2 separate regions of the Homo sapiens genome follow, and region 2 is linked to region 1. Evidence: chromatin loops called from intact Hi-C (ENCODE). Cell type or tissue: Caco-2. All regions are shown on one strand.

Evidence for each region. A loop is a pair of places that touch in the nucleus more often than their neighbours do. Peaks named below come from ENCODE experiments on the same cell type or tissue, not always from the same donor. Only the 100,000 strongest peaks of a DNase experiment are listed, where the experiment ranks them.
Region 2: it touches region 1 in a loop (8-fold over the local background); 4 of 110 quality-filtered maps call a loop at or near these places.

What each region holds. Positions count from the first base shown.
Region 1 is chr4:37,448,658-37,456,657 of GRCh38, forward strand. NWD2 (NACHT and WD repeat domain containing 2) reads left to right here. Exons shown (of 7, transcript NM_001144990.2): 7 at 1-806. It overlaps PGCKA1 (PDCD10 and GCKIII kinases associated 1), which reads left to right and starts at 5,268. Exons shown (of 4, transcript NM_001104629.2): 1 at 5,268-5,383. It overlaps LOC124900691 (a long non-coding RNA gene), which reads right to left. Exons shown (of 3, transcript XR_007058098.1): 1 at 7,979-8,000; 2 at 6,823-6,933; 3 at 5,660-6,437. In Caco-2, a CTCF peak has its summit at 4,460; DNase peaks (open chromatin) are centred at 4,494, 4,764, 5,204 and 7,144; H3K4me3 peaks cover 3,314 bases.
Region 2 is chr4:37,589,954-37,597,953 of GRCh38, forward strand. PGCKA1 (PDCD10 and GCKIII kinases associated 1) reads left to right here. Exons shown (of 4, transcript NM_001104629.2): 4 at 135-3,557. The coding sequence ends at 1,047. It also overlaps a transcript of RELL1 not described here. Among named protein-coding and RNA genes, the nearest start is that of RELL1, 92 kb to the right of the region's middle. RefSeq lists enhancers at 1-383, 384-884. In Caco-2, no CTCF peak of the experiment used is centred here; a DNase peak (open chromatin) is centred at 7,178.

The DNA.
Region 1 (8,000 bases):
CAAGGAATTGATTTGCTCTAGGCCCAGCTCTGCCATAAACTCATTGTGTATTCCTAGACAGGTCTTTAACTTCATCAGTGTGTTGTTTTTGTGAAGTGCAAAATAAAGATAGTGATAGTTTCTGCTGTAGCCCTCATAGGGACATTGGGAAGCAGTATAAGAAAAACTTCAGCAACATCATGATTATTGATGCTAATAGGAAAAATAAATTCATGTAACCCATAGAGAATCCAGGTCAATTGTATTTCCTCTTGGAAAGCAGTTTAACATGTAAGCGTTCAAAGATGTGATTCAGATAAAAATACCCAGGTCCATAGTGAAAGATGTTTTTCAGTATGTTACTTATGGTTTAGCTACTAGCCAGGGAGGTGGTAGCCCAGAGAAGGCAAACCACATACAGATCACCTGGAGTTGATTATATGAGTCTATGCTTTTGAGCTCTTTAGGCAACACATTCTCATTCCTGTCATTATCAGTTGAACCTCCATGCCACACATTTCTAAGAATTAAATGCCTAGATGGATTAAATGTAGTATGTGAATGTTCTATGTAAAAGCCAATAGAGTATACAAGTGACTTGAATGATTTTTCCTAACTTGTTTGCAACTGATAGCTCATATTGAATGTTTTTATGTAAACTTTGTATCGTTGGGAAGAATTACCCAATCAGAGATTTATATTTTCATAAATGTTACATTTAGTTAAATTTTGTTACAGAGTTGTTACACTAGAAAATTATTTCAGTCTTCAAACAATATACAGTCTTGTGTATGTATTATTTGTATGAATAAAAGATAAACTACTTAGATTGGCGTGCTGTTTTTCTCCCCCATTTTTGGCAGATGTGATTAGAGACCTTCAGTAATAATAATAACTGTTCATGCTTACTGCTTATGTTGCACCAGGCACTGTACTTGGAGCTTTGCATGTACTAAGCCATTTAAACTTCACAACAGCCCTGTGAAGTAGGTACTGTTAGCATTCCAAATGTATAGGTAAAGAAACCTAGAAACGGGTCCAGGGAGAATAGCTGAACAAGATTTCAGTGCACTCTCAGTGTCTTTTTCCTTAACTTTCTCAAAGTACATCAAAACAGAGCATTTAGTATCTAGTAGGCACTTAGAGATCAATAATGACCTGCAAGGTGTTTTCTAACTTGCAGGTGGGAGACTGGGCTAGCTCTGAAGATCACTGAAATTTGCTGCAAACTCTCACGTTTTTCAGGTATACAGAAATAGTTGATGAATTCATTAATAGAAGGATGGGGAGGAAGGAGAAGAAGGGTGATGACTGAGGAGTTGTCTCTCTCATAAATTCCCTTTGCGCGAACGAGCAGGACCAAGGGGAGCCTTCCCACATGCCCTTTCTTCCATCTCTTGCCTCTTGGATCTGAGAATCCACACACGCACCAAAAAATATTTTTAAAAAACAGAAACAGAGGAGTATTGGTGAGCTTAAGTGATGATACATAGGAAATAATCTGAAAGCTAGTATCTAGTTGTCATGAAATAATTGTTCTCAGAGAAACTTTAATGTGTTACGAAAATAAATTATTCTGGTTTATTGCCTGCATCACATGGCTGAGACTAACGTGTTCAAAATTTACCACCACTGAAAACAATTCCATTACTTACAAAGGGTAATATCTTTAGGTTGAAAAGGCTAAACCCCTCTCCTTTTAGTTCTCAAAGAAAATGTAGAGAAGTTAATAAATATTTGCAAAAAAGCATTTCAAATAAATAGAGTTTGTTTAAATATCTTCTTTCCTAGAGCCAAGAACACAACAGTCAACACTGTATGCTTGCTATGCCCAAGGCATTATGCTAGATCCTGGAATGATTTGAAAAGTCACGCATGACTCCTGCCATCCAGAACCCTACAGTCTAGAAGAGACACAGCTAAACCAGATGAGACTGATTTCAAAGTTAGTAAGAGTGAGAGCCAGGTGCTGAGGATACACTACAGAGGAGCAATTAACACTACCTGAATATCGAAAAGGTTGACCCAGAGGAGATAGAGCTGAGGCTAGAAGAATAATTAGGACTTAGCTGTCAATGTCAGAGAGACATTTCAGGTAAAGGAAGCTGCATGAGCAAAAATGGGCATTGAAGCATATTTCAGGCGACTTCAAATGCTGTTGGGATTTTAGACTTTATTCAGTAGTCAATAGTGTCACTGAAAGCCAGGGGCCCAGCCTAGGTCCTGTTGCTCACTACACAGAAAGCCAATCACTAAGGCAATGAGTATTGTCAGGGAAGAAGGCTTTATTATGGGTGATATCAGCCAGAGACAGGAGACAAGACTCAAATCTGAATCTCCCCTGGCTAAAGTTGGGGTTTATATGGGGGGAGAAAACAGGCAGGGCAAGGAAGAGGAGTTGCTCAATAGGCAGCAGGTGTCTAGCATCTCACTGTAACCTCCTATAGGAAAACAGGAATTAGGGAGGGTTAAGGAAGAGGAATTGGTCAACAGGCAGCAGGTGTAAGTTTCTCAAGCTTCAGTGCTATGGGCATTTGGCTTGTTGGAAAATTGCGCTGGTTTCAACAGGGAGCTGGGAAAAAAAGTTTTGGGGAAGGGCAGTTACTTTGTCAGATGGCTTTCAGATGGAAAAGATCAGAAGCTGGGAGACCAGTAAAGACCATGGCCATGATCTCAGTTAGAAAGTGTTAGAACCTGATCTTAGAACCTGCTTAGAGTAGGGGCAATTCAAGATTTATTTCAGGGCTTAATGGATAGAGGTGTTTGATGAAGGGGAGGGAAAACTCAAATAATTCCAGTTCCAATTGGAATTGAGTAGATAGAATTACAAATGTAAAGTGAACAGGGGATGAAAGTGGGGGAAAATCACAAAACAAACTTGGACCTAGAGAGTTTAAAAGTAAGACATCCATCTAGCCCATTAGAAATAGTCTATCTATCCCATGGAGAAAACTCAAATAAAAACCCACTCAGTTCTTTCTTTCTCAGTAAGGAGATTGCAATGGATTGCAAGGAGCCCTTACTGCAATGCCTAATATGGTGTGGGGAGTTTTTTGGGCTATAACATAAACGGATACCATAATGTTTTTAATGTTGTTTGTTTTTTAGAACTCTTTCACAAATTTGGAACCATGTTGATAAATCCACTCAAAAAAATTAGCTTTCCTATCTTTCATGACTCATTGGCTGGGAACAATTTACATGTCAGTGAAAACATGGGCACACCTAAAAAATGAAGTGAATCATGGTGTTTTCACCCTGGTGTGCATCAAGAAACCATAGGTTTTTCTTCCATATGTTTTACAAGGGCCCCTCAGATCTCAATTTGGCATTCCAAGAGATCTGCAAGAAGTACAGATTACACGTTGTATGGACACATGGAGGGTTCAGTTTCAGTGTATCAACATGACAGATTACATAAAACTGGTAATCTAGGGATACAAATAAAAGCAGCACCTCTAGCTTTATAGAATGCCAGCCCTTACTATTTAATAGATGAGGGGAACTTCGCCAGCTACCTGTGCATATTCAGAGCAACGGTTCGCAAACTGGAGTAGGTACCACTTGCTAAAACACAGATTTCTTCACCCTCCCTCCCCAACTATTTCTGAATCAATACGTCTGGGGTGGGTCCCAAGAATTTGCATTTTTACTACATTCTCTCAGATTATGCCGATGCTATTAGTCTAGGAACTGCACTTTAAAATCTAAGGCAGGCTGGGGCGCGCGGTGGCTCAGCTTGCAATCCCAGCACTTTGGGAGGCCGAGGCGAGCGGATTGCTTAACCTCAGGAGTTCAAGACCAGCCTGGGCAAGTTTAGGAGAGCCCACCCCCACCCTAGTCTCCACAAAAATAATAATAATAATAGTAATAATAATAATAATAATACAAAAATTAGCCGAGCATGGTAGCATGAGCCTGTAGCCCCAGGCACTCCAGAGGCTGAGGTGGGAGGATCCCTTGATCCCCAGAGGAGGAGGTTGCAGTAAGCTGAGATCGCATCACACTCCAGCCTGTGTGCAACAGCCAGACCCTGTCTCAAATAATAATAAATAAATAAATAAAATGAAACCCAATACAAATACCAACCCCTTTTTCGACAGATAACCTACTTGATAAATGTATCAATATCCTGTAGACAATTAAGTGTCGACTATAAGTTGGACATGAGTGCCGTTCATTGTGACAAAGGATGTAAAACCACATATAACTTCCTGCAAAAATCTAACACTTTACAGCGTGCAATCCCAGCACTGCAAAATTAGAAGGATTCAAAAAATGGAGTGTTCAAATTCTCAAAAGCCTGGCAAATATCATGTGAATGGGGCTGGCATCATTAAAGTAGATACATTGAAAACCCAAGGACACTATGTCCATCCTTAGATAATACTCTGTCCAGATGCCTCTCCAATATCCTATTTTATTCTCTTGCTGGATGAGTTGAAAAGAAGAGAGAAGAGGGTAAGCTAGGTGGCGCAGTTGCTTAACACTTTTTTTGGCAAGCTCAGCATTTGCTTTGGAGCACAGGTGAAAAGAATGTCCAGTCCTTAAGCAGAGTCAGTTCTCCACCCGCCTTAGGTATATGGATTGTAACAGCTACGAATGTGGAACTCAGTAGATTGGATGCAGTCTTGTGGCCAATGCCCTAAGACCTCAGGAAAAGAAAGGGATGGAGGGGGAGTGGGTGAGGAGGGGACGGGGAACCAGGAGTTCATTGAACTCCCCCTGGGGCCTTTAGGGTGCAGGCGAGTGTGTGCAACTTCCCTGGTTTTTATCGTGGTGGTGGCGCCCCCGCTGTTTCTAGGTCCATGTAGCTCATACAGGGCTGGCCATGGAACTCACAGCAGGTCTAGGCGGCGAATGCCAGAAATAAGGAGGAAACTGAAAAATGCCAAGTTCTCGGGGTTTGGGAGTACACAACTATTTGCCAGCGGGTGCATTTGTTTTGTGTATCCCCGTACTCCAGTCCCTTGATCATAGGAAGCTCCCTTCTCTCCAGCGCAACATTGGAGTAAGCACCCCGGAGTTTCCCGTGATGGCAGGCGGTTGGCGCGGTCGTTTGTGCTCAGAGGCCAACAAGCGCGTGGATTTTCTGCTTCAGTGCGCCCGGGACTGCCACCCCGGCCCCGGGGATGTCGGACATCGTACTCCAGGGTTTCGAGCCCTAGCCCCGCCGCATCCTCGGGGCGTGCAGGTAAAGGGTTACGCGTGTCGGGAAGGCTCACCCGCAGCCCGGGCCACGTGACGCGCGGGCCCAATGACAGCGCTGGGGCGGCCGCTGCGAGCTCGGCGGGCTCAGGGCAGCGCGGAGCCGCTAGCGTCTCCCGGCGCGGCTGCCCGAGGCCGGCGAAGCCATGGGCGCCGGGACCCCGCCGCCGCCGCCGCCGCCGCCGTCTGGCCCCAGGTAGGGACAATCCCCCGCCCCGCGCGCGCAAAGAGGGCTTTAGTCCTGCGGAACTTGGCTTTGGGGCGAGCTTTCCCCCACTTCTCTCCGAGTCGCCTACTTTTAAGTTTAATTTCTTGATTTGCTTTTGCCCTGAAAAAAAAAATTAGAGACGCAATTCAAAGTTTGATGACTTCGGGAAAAGTCACGTAATTCAACAAAGGGGCTCTAAAAGGGGCAAAACTCGGGTGGGGGGAGGCGGACTTTTACAGATTCCCAAAACCAAAGACCAAGGCGTTTGTAAAGCTTGGCGTTTAATTGGTTGTGTGAAACATTTTTGCTTTTAAATCCCTAACTAATGAACTTTCAACGGTGCATGCGAACTTGAAAAAACTGCAAGAGATTTTACCTTAGATCTGTGCCCTCCTCCCCCATTTTAAGTATGTTTTTTAATAAAAAGGAAATGGAATGTGACCTCTGCTGTTTCTTTGAAATGCCCTTGGGTCCCGGTATTTGCCCCCCAGGGGTGCTGGCGGCCTGGGCAGTGGGTAGGGGTGGGGGAAGAGGTCAGGGTGCCAGGAGGCCTCACGTAGTGAAAAGAGGGTGCCAGGTGCAAACAGTTAAATAGTCACAAACTGTTTGCTAAATATTTAATAATTAGGCAAGCATCTCCCAGCTTGGTTACTTAGGTTGCATTGACCTTGGCAGCCCTGATGAGGCGAGATTTTCACAAAGTACTGGTGAAGAATTTTTCCGGTGATAAAAGGCAAGGATCAATGCTTTTTACCCCAGCATGGCAATTGACCTTAAAAACAAAATTAAAACTCCCTGTGATGACTTAGTACATTTTATGTTACTTTCCATGGCAGCATAGATACCTGCCCCATGATGGATATTTGCCCTGTGAATTTAGAGAAAGTTTGTGCTCCAGAGGTGGTTCAAATCATTGAAGAATAGGGCGTTTATTTTCTTCCTGTCACTATTTATGGGAAAGAATTACGGATGGTCCTTCTTGCCCTGGTTTGTGGATGTCCTTGGTGGTTGCAATCAAGCAAGCTCTTATGAGGAATAATATCTGGAGAAAAGAAGAGAAGCATTTGAGAGTTGAATGAGAAAGAAATGGAAAGCGGTTACTGCTTTTAAACATAATAGAGTCTATATTTGTTGCCTACCCCTCCCCCTTCCCCATTTAATCCTTCAGTTGATACTATTTTAGGAAGGATAAGACAGATGTTAAAGATCATAGACCACCTTACTGGTCCCAGCTGTGAAACACTGTCAGGAGGCAGATAATTGAAACAAGGTACATAATTGAAACAATTTGAAGCTCAAAGGTAAAGTTAAGTTCTGGAGTTATTTGTATTTCCCTAAAGTGTGAAGAGTCAGCTAACAGCAAGCTGCCTGGGTCACTGAGCAGAAATGGAACAGATGCTGAGACAGGAAGGGAAGGTGTGGCTTACTTCTCTTCTTGGCCCATTCTGTGTCTATCCTCTGATCCTGCTCCGTGCATTTATTCAGCAAGTATGATCTTGGTCCTCAATGGCTCCGGAGATTTAGATAAATAATGATACCTAAAGAGAAATAGGGCCAATCTTTCCTGTGTTTCAAAGAGCTTTTTGGATATCTGGGATTGAAGACAAAACCTTGCATACCAACTCAACACGTTCCATTATCCTAAACATGGAATGATTCCCTTGACGTCCCACCCAGACCCTCTCTGAGCCGGAAATACAACCTGGCTAAGCTCCGGCCAGAATCCATTTGCAGCCCAAGGGCAGAGCACAGGTAGGGCCGGCCCCTTTCCTCCTAGAACAGCCCGCTCTTGGTGCCCGGAAGCCCATTCACGGTGCTTCTTGGAATAGACGCCAGTTTCCAAATAATTGAATACCAGCCTTCCAGTAGCTAGGTTTCCTCTCCCTAGACTGTGTTTCACATTCCCCTAGTTACACAATTTTTCTGGTAACCCTGAATCTTGGGATCTTTTACAGTCTTGGTTAAATAGTAACTAGTACCTATGTCCTGCTTTTCTTTCTTGGTCATTAGGCAGATTTTCTTTTTGGTCATTCTTTTTGGTCATTAGATTACATGCTTACAGAGAGACTTTGTAGGTGTGTAGAAAAGAGTTGAGTTAAAGGGGTCATCCTAGGGGAAGCCGACTTGGAGTCTTCACCTATGTGCAGGTCAGATGTAGTCTTTCTCGAGTGCCTGCTCTTAACCATTGAGCCATCCTGTGTCTCCAGTTGTAGCCTTTCTTACTCTGACTGCTATTTAAGAGAATAAACTGAAAATGAAATCGCTCATCTACTTGTACCCTTTTCACCCGAGAATATCATAGTCCCACAGAGGTTAGTTAAAATCTTCAGGACTGTAGATTATCAAATAATCCTTTCCTAAAACATACGTAAAACACCAAGCCAATGAATACGTGTCCTGAAACAGAAAATTAAAACTCTGACTCAGTGTTGTCAGGCATTGTAGAAAAGATGTTCCAGAGCTGCAATGAATATTAACAAATGACAAAAGGAATATTGTATCTCACTCAAACTTTATCAGAAGTGCTGAACTCTGTTCTGTTCAGTGTACAAGTGGTTCTACAAAATTTAATAAAACCCTGACCTGGCCTTGGAGACATCATGTG
Region 2 (8,000 bases), 140 kb after region 1:
TTAGACATACTTATCTAGGTTGAAAAGTAATCACAGAAATTAAATTAGCAGGAATCGTAGAAAGAAGCAGGGCCTGTGGTAAAAAGCATTAATGATGGAGCAGACCTGACTGGTTTTCATTGTCTTTCCTGAAGCTATCTCTTTGATCCAGTTCAAGTGCCCTCTCCTGGCTATGTCAATGAAGTCAACAGCTGCAAGCTAGATGAAGACGACACTGATAAATTAAAAGGCAAATGGAGCAGTGAAGTCTTGGTGCAGAAAAATGACCCTCAGAGGCAGGGCTCAAAGAAGACTGAGAGCAGCAGCAGGACAGCTGATCCATGGGAGCCCTGCTGGCCTCACCAAGGGCCGCTCCCACAGGGGGACGCTGGAGGGGAACACCATGCCTGCGGTGTCAACGGCATCGGCCCTGCTGCCACTCCACAGCCCACTGGGAATTCCAGCCCCACCCAGGATGACAGGGGCTCCTGGGCCAGTACTGCAAATACTGTTCCCCCAACTCAACCCTTCCTGGAAGGAGGGGGCACCAGGAAACAGGACTGTGTGCTGCTGGCCTCAGAAGGGACCCAAGTCATGAGAAATGGAGACTCCAGAGCTCCTTCTGAGGCAGAAAGTTTTGCCTTGGAAGTACAAGACCATGTCTTCCAGATACCAGCCCCAGATTACCTTCAGCATTGGGGCCCAGCTGGAGACAACGTTGATCATAATGAAAAGGACTGTGTTTTCAAGAACCATACTGAGGATGAATCCCTAGAGGGAATTCAGCCCCCAGTGGGGGAGCATGGTTTGAATACGCCCTTCTCTGTGAGGAGAAGCTGGGATTCATTGAATGAGGATGTGGAAACAGAAGTTCTAAGCATCTGCTTTAATGAGAAGGGTCCTGTTCATGCCATGCCTGTGGTTGACTCAGGAAACAGGCAGGAGGATACCCATGGCTCCGATGGAGATGGGGATGGGGAGATTGTGGACGAGGATGCAGCGGTGGCGGAGGCCCTTGCAGCTTTAGAAGCTGCTACTGCAGGAGAAGATTTGGATGAGACTGATTAGGGGAGGGGATTTGCACAGGGAGGTAAGCTGGTGTCATGCTGAGCATGCAGATGCATTTGCTCCCTGGATGCATAGCAGGTGATTCTGCCAGCATGCACCAGTGCAGCCTTACCAGTTGTTTACATCCAGCATCTGTTCTGATTGTCAGCATCTGTCCCATGCTGCTTGTCACATATCTGGAGTTTCACTCTGTGTAGATGAGCTGTCATTCAGGACACTAGGAGAAAAATCTGAGTGGGTCATTGTGCCCATATCCACAGAAAATGCAGAAGTTGAACAGCTTGCTTGACAACCCTCAAACATCTTTGAGCACCTGGTACAGATGTTTATGAGAATACTCTAAGATCTCAACCCTTGATCCCAAAGGCACACAATCACAGAGCATTCCTTTTGACTGTAAACTGTTTACCTTGCTTTTGAGAGCCAAACATTGTACCCAACCTGGAAAAAGTAACTACCCCAATTAAAGTGCCTCATGTGTCCCCAGAGCATGGCTTAACTTCAGGGACAATCACCCAGGGAACTAATAACTAACCAGTTGTTCAACAGCGGGTTAAGCTCAGCAGTTTTCACAGTAGAGCAGAAGTCCCCAGGAAACAAAGGGTTAGTCATTAGCTGAGATGTTGATTTTAAAACACCTTGACCTTAACTTTTTTACATTATTACTTTTAAATCTCCTTTGGGATTGGGGAGGCTGGCCAAAATAAGTCTTAAAACTGCTTATGTCATATTTGGATTTTAAGTTCATGACATTCGGAACAGCAAAGCCATATATGCAATGTTTTTATGCCATTAAATGTCTGATTCCAATTAAAATATAACAACGTATGTGTCTTTCTAGAAGTCTTAACTCAAAGGTGGTTCTAATTTTCTCAGAATATCAGTGACCCTGGATGTTACTTTCAATGTAAAGAACTAATCTAGATGGCCGGGCGTGGTGGCTCATGCCTGTAATCCCAGCACTTTGGGAGGCCGAGGCGGGTGGATCACAAGGTCAGGAGTTCAAGATCAGCCTGGCCAACATAGTGAAACCCTGTCTCTACTAAAAATACAAAAAATTATCCGGGCACGGTGGCGGGCGCCTGTAATCCCAGCTACTTGGGAGGCTGAGGCAAGGAGAATCACTTGAACCTGGGAGGTGGAGGTTGCAGTGAGCTGAGATCGTGCCACTGCACTCCAGCCTGGGTGACAGTGCAAGACTCCATCTCAAAAAAAAAAAAAAAAAAAAGAGCTAAGCTAGGCACAGTGGCTCATGTCTGTAATCTGAGCACTTTGGAAGGCTGAGGTGAGAGGATTGCCAGGGCCAGGAATTCGAGACCAACCTGGGCAATTTAGCGAGACCCCATCTCTATGAAAAAAAAAAAAAAAAAAAGAGCTAGACTACAAAATTATACTCAAGGAAGGGACCGAGCTGGTTTGCAGAGCCATAGCTTTGGCTTTCTCTCTGTCAAACTTGATGCCATAACTAAATGTCCTGATCTTACCTCAAAGATGAACAAGCCCTCTCTGGATTTCAGCCTTCTAATTCACTGAAACAAGGACAACCATTCTAACGTAACTCAATGGAGAATTTAAAGGCATTAAGGATGCTCAAAACTATCTAGAAAAAAATAAACATGGAAGATGCTTTAGTTTGGTGTTTTGTAACACAGAATTGAAATCTGACTGAACTTCATTTGATTTCCAGCTTTGCCATGTGACCTTGGACAAGTTATGTATCCCTTTACCCATCTGTAAAGTGAGAAGAATAATTGTATGTGCTTGTAAAGGTTAAATGAGATGATGTAAGTGTTTAGCACAGTGCTTGGCACACTAGGCACTCAAAAATGATGTTTTACTAGTTGAAAACAATTCCTTTAACAAACATTTTTACATCCCCACAACTGAAAACTCTAAAACTGGGAAGTATGTATAATGTCATTATTTGACTTTGGCAATTATTTAGTATAAAACATGATTTCTGAGCCTTCCAGCACCTTTAAGGACGGCACCCTTACAAATGCTTAATGAGCCTATGGGTTTGTTTGGTACTGTAATGACAAGCCATCGCAAGTGACCTCTATATACAGGGTCACTCAGAGCCCTTAAAAAGATAAAGTCTTGGCATTGTTAATTGCATTAGAGGTATGTCTCCTTTTGTATTTAGTACACCAAATACTTAATATTTCAGAATGCTTATTCCTTCAATGATTTCCTAAGTGTATCAGTTGAGATTATGTTCAGTTGTATGGGACGAGTGTTTTATACAAATAGAGGCTTATTTACCTCTTATGTAAAAGAAGTCTGGAGTTAGTGATCCAGGGTGGTAGAGAATGTATCACTGGCCCGTGTATCAATGACCCACATATCAATGACCCACGTATCAATGACCCGCATATGAATGACCCATGCTGCTTCAATCATTTTGGTTTCCTTCTCAAGATCACTTTGTAGTCCATAATGGCTGCTGTGGCTTCAGTCATTACATTTGCATTCCATGTTGGAAAAAGAATAAAGGAATAAAAACCCCACTCACTCTCTATTAAGGACCCCACAGAAGTATAATTCATCCCTTCCACATTACTCTCTTTGGTCAAAATCTGGTCACTTGGCCACATCTAGCTGCAAGAGAGACTAGGAAATCGTCTTGCTAGTGGTGTGCGTGGCTTTGCCAAATAAACTCAGAATGCAGTTACTAAGAAGGGGAAATGGACAATGAGTTTCGAGGCGGTCAGTTTACAGTCTCTGCCACAGGAGGTCTCAAAACCCAAAAGCCTGGGATACAGCTGGTTTCAAAAGATTGGAAGATCGTGTGTACATTCAGTGTGACACCAAAGGGGCTTCCACCTTTGGTCCGGGGGAAGGAGGACTGGACAGCTACCGCTGCTCCAACTTCCCATTGATAACTCCAAACCGGACGAAAAGAAGAAATTCAGACAAAGAAGGGGTAGGGTAAGGTATCAGGGCAGACAAGTCTCTTTCTCTTACCCAGACACACACTTTCGCATTTATATATGTATATAATTTTACATCTTAGAACAGCTGCAGAGTTCACCATAACTGACAGCTCTGTAGTTTTAAAGATTCTCTTTTATGAATAACTGCTTTGAAAAGGTCGACAGATGGCCAATACTTTCAAGAGTTCTTTAAAAGTAATTCTGGCCCCTTTCATCTTTACTCCAGTATCCAGGATCCCCCAAAGGAAATGAAAGTAAAAAATCTTTAGGTTGAAAAGTAATTCCAGCTTTTAGCCTTATCTACCAGGTTGTCTAACAGTGAGCTGTCTGAGCACGCTTATGTGTGTAGTGTCTTCTTTCTGCAGCCTAGTGCCACCTCTTGTCAGAAAAGTGATGTTGAAAATAGCCAACCTTTTCAAACATTGTGGACAATATGAAAGCACAATGCACTCTGATTGGAAGGCACTAACTGTGATTAGGGGCAGACTTCACAGTTCCCCATGAACCTTAGGCAATTGCATCACGTGGATATTTACCATGTTAAATCCTGATTTTGAATTAAGATTATTTTATGTATATATTACATATAGGTTTCTTGAGCTAAGAAGTTAGATTTAACTTTTTACTGGGGGAAAATGAACTATCATATAAATATGAAATTAAATTTTTTCCCCTCATTGCCAAAGCAGATGTAGTGAATAGTTATAACTGGAAAAACCAGATACCCAAAAAAACGAAGAGAATTTTAGGTTTCTTACATAGCACATGCCCATCTGTCCATGCTCAGTAAGTGCTGGCCATTCGTCATTTTCCTCCCTCTGCCCCGCTCTGTCTCTCTGATTCTCTTCTCTTCCTACCTCTCCCATCCGTACCTCCAAGCAGGAGGCCTTAGAAAGAATGAATGAGACACCAGATGCAAGTGCAAGTGCAAAGATCTCCTGACTTCCCTGGTTTGGTCGTCTGTGTGCAACCATGCAGCAGATAGAGCACAGTCACTACTGCAGCACAGGATATAGCCTCCTTTCCTGGACTTGGACTTAACTCTTCATCAAGGGCACTGCTTTTCACACAACCAGGCTTTATGACGAAAACGTAGAAATTAATTGCTTTCTGGTCTTGTTTCATTTTTTTTCTCTAGATTAAACCTCATGCATTTTTAAATCCTCTATTTTGGAGTTGGTGACAAACACAGACAAGCTGACATCTGTTTTTCATGGTAAATCCTTTCCCTGTTAACTAATAGAACAATAAGTCATTCATTTATAGATTTACTAAATTTGTAAGTTTCTCATATGTATCAGGTTATACAAACCACACCTAAGTGGTCTGCTAACTTCTGAAGCACTCCCAGCCACTTTAAGAAACATTTTATGCAAGTCAATGTGTTGATCGTAGATGATGCTTACCTGCACATTTAGTCACTTGGAGTCAACTATTAGCAATTTTTTTCAACTGAAATATCTGTACTAAAAAAATGCGTTTGGCCTGAGATCTAAGTTAGTGTACGGCACAAGGGGGGAACTCAATACATATTTGTTGATTGAAAGAATACATAAAAGAAGTCTGGAGTTAGTGATCTTTTCCCGGTCTGGTTGGGGAGATATCATGCAGGTAGCCAGGATTGTGCTGGATTGTGACATGGTGTAATAAAGGTATACATGGTGTAATAAAGGATGTGGGAGCACAAATCCATAGGAATTTGAGAGTTTAGGAATTGTATTTATTATTCAGGCCCTTCACTCTCAGACTACCCTGCTCTATTTGAATAATGAGGCTTGTGGTGGTCTGTGGAAAAGTGGACAGAGTAGAATTTGGGCAGCTGCTGAAGGTTTGGTCTCTAGAATGAGTCCACGTTACCCTAAGGACGGTAATCCCAAATTGAGACAAAAACTTTAAGAAAACCAATGTTTGGGGCCAAGCAATGGGGAGCTTGGCCGACCTCGTTTTTTAGTGATTTTGAACTCAATCTTTAAAATCCTGGAAGAGAAGGAAAAAAAGGGTGTATATTCGTGTAATGACATCCAGATCTCACCGTTCTCTTGGCTCCTAGTGATGGGGGAAAAAAGGTGCGCCCAGGGTTGACCCTTCAGTAACACCTGCAGCCATGCGTCATGACCTCCAGGTGTTCAGAGGCCCTGCCCATGTGACACGTGCCTGGTACTTCCCATACATGTGCCTCTTTAATCCTAATAAACCTGGGGTGAAATCCGGCTGTGCCTCTTGCTCGCTGTGTGACCTTTTGACTTTAAGTTCCTTAACGTTTCTGAGCCTCACTTTTCTCATCTGTGAAATGGGGATCATTCCTATTTCTAAGAATTGAAAGCGCACATTCTCAAACTTCAGTGTGCCCCTGAGGCATGTGGTGTGCTTGTTTAAAAGGCAGATTTCTGGACCTACCTCTAGGAATTCAGACTTAGGAGGTCTTGAGTGGGGTCCTGGCATCTACATCGTTTTTGTAAGTAATTCTCCGCACTTGGAGAAACACATAAGACTCCAGCAGGGATTGCCACACCTTTTTTTTATCTTGCACCAGTTATCAGTAAAAAGTACTGCACACACCCTTAATATAAGCACTTTTACAACCATACTGTCTTCTAATATGTTATATGGTTTACAGTATTTAGCAATACTAAGATGAAGTAACAACATATCAGAGCATTAATATTTTTTTCACTCCCCTGGGGTATGTGAAACCTACTTTGGAAACCACTGGTTTAGAAGATCAAATGAACTAGTATATATAAAAGCTCTCTGTAAATAGACAAAACTGGGCATATATATATATATATATATATATATATTTTTTTTTTTTTTTTTTTTTTTTTTTTTGAGATGGAGATTCATTCTTGTTGCCCAGGCTGGAGTGCAATGGCACGATCTTGGCTCACTGCAACCTCTGCCTCCTGGGTTCAAGCGATTCTCCTGCCTCAGCCTCCCACGTAGCTGGAATTACAGGCACGCGCCACCACGCCCAGCTAATTCTGTATTTTTACTGGAGACAGGGTTTTGCCATGTTGGTCAGGCTGGTCTCGAACTCCCCACCTCAGGTGATCTGCCCACCTTGACCTCCCAAAGTGCTGGGATTACAGGCGTGAGTCACCGCGCCCAGCCCGGGCCAATATTTTTGAAAGCACATAGAGCATACACATGAGTGTGGACCACGCACTTATAATATAAGCCCACTTGCAAATCCAGTCAACACCACTGACCTGCAACTCTTCCTCCTCACCTGTGCTGCCCTCTGAGCCTTGTTCCTAGGAGACTTCTGTATTTACTGCCTTTAAGCATTTTGGAATAGTTAATACAGAACTAAGGGAAAATATGACCTAGAGACCAAAAGGCAGACAAAGAATTTTACTTATCTCCCTAATCAAAACTACACATTCCAAACTAAAATGAGTGAGGCCTTTGAGGAACAGGCTAATTAGAATACTTGTTTAGTCAGAATCTGGCTACTTTGAAAGCACAACAATGCAATTTCTCTTGACATAAGTTACCAACTTAAAATCCCACACAAAAAAATCCATTTCTAGGTCCAACTCATTCTTTTCCATTCTCCAAAATATTCCTAAAGCTATGGAGAAAGGTAAACCTCAGAATTTACATAAATCAGGAAGAGTTCACAGGCCACAGAAGGTCCATAGCCTCTACTCATCAGCCGACGTGCTGCTCTCTCTGTCTTAGATGTTGATGCTTAGAAAGGAAACAAAAGCTTTAAATTACCAATTTCTGAAGACACAAGATCTAAGGTCCAAGGTTTTCATGGCATCAGCCATAAGCCGGGTGACAAACCATCAAGGACTGTTGTGGTTTTTAAATTAAAATTTACAGGGGCTGGGTGCCGTGGCTCATGCCTGTAATCCCAGCACTTTGGGAGGCCGAGGCAGGCGGATCACTTGAGGTCAGGAGTTCAAGACCAGCCGGGCCAAAATGGCGAAACCCTGTCTCTACTAAAAATAAAAAAATTAGCCAGGGCTGGTGGTGCTCGCCTGTAATCCCAGCTACTTGGGAGGCTGA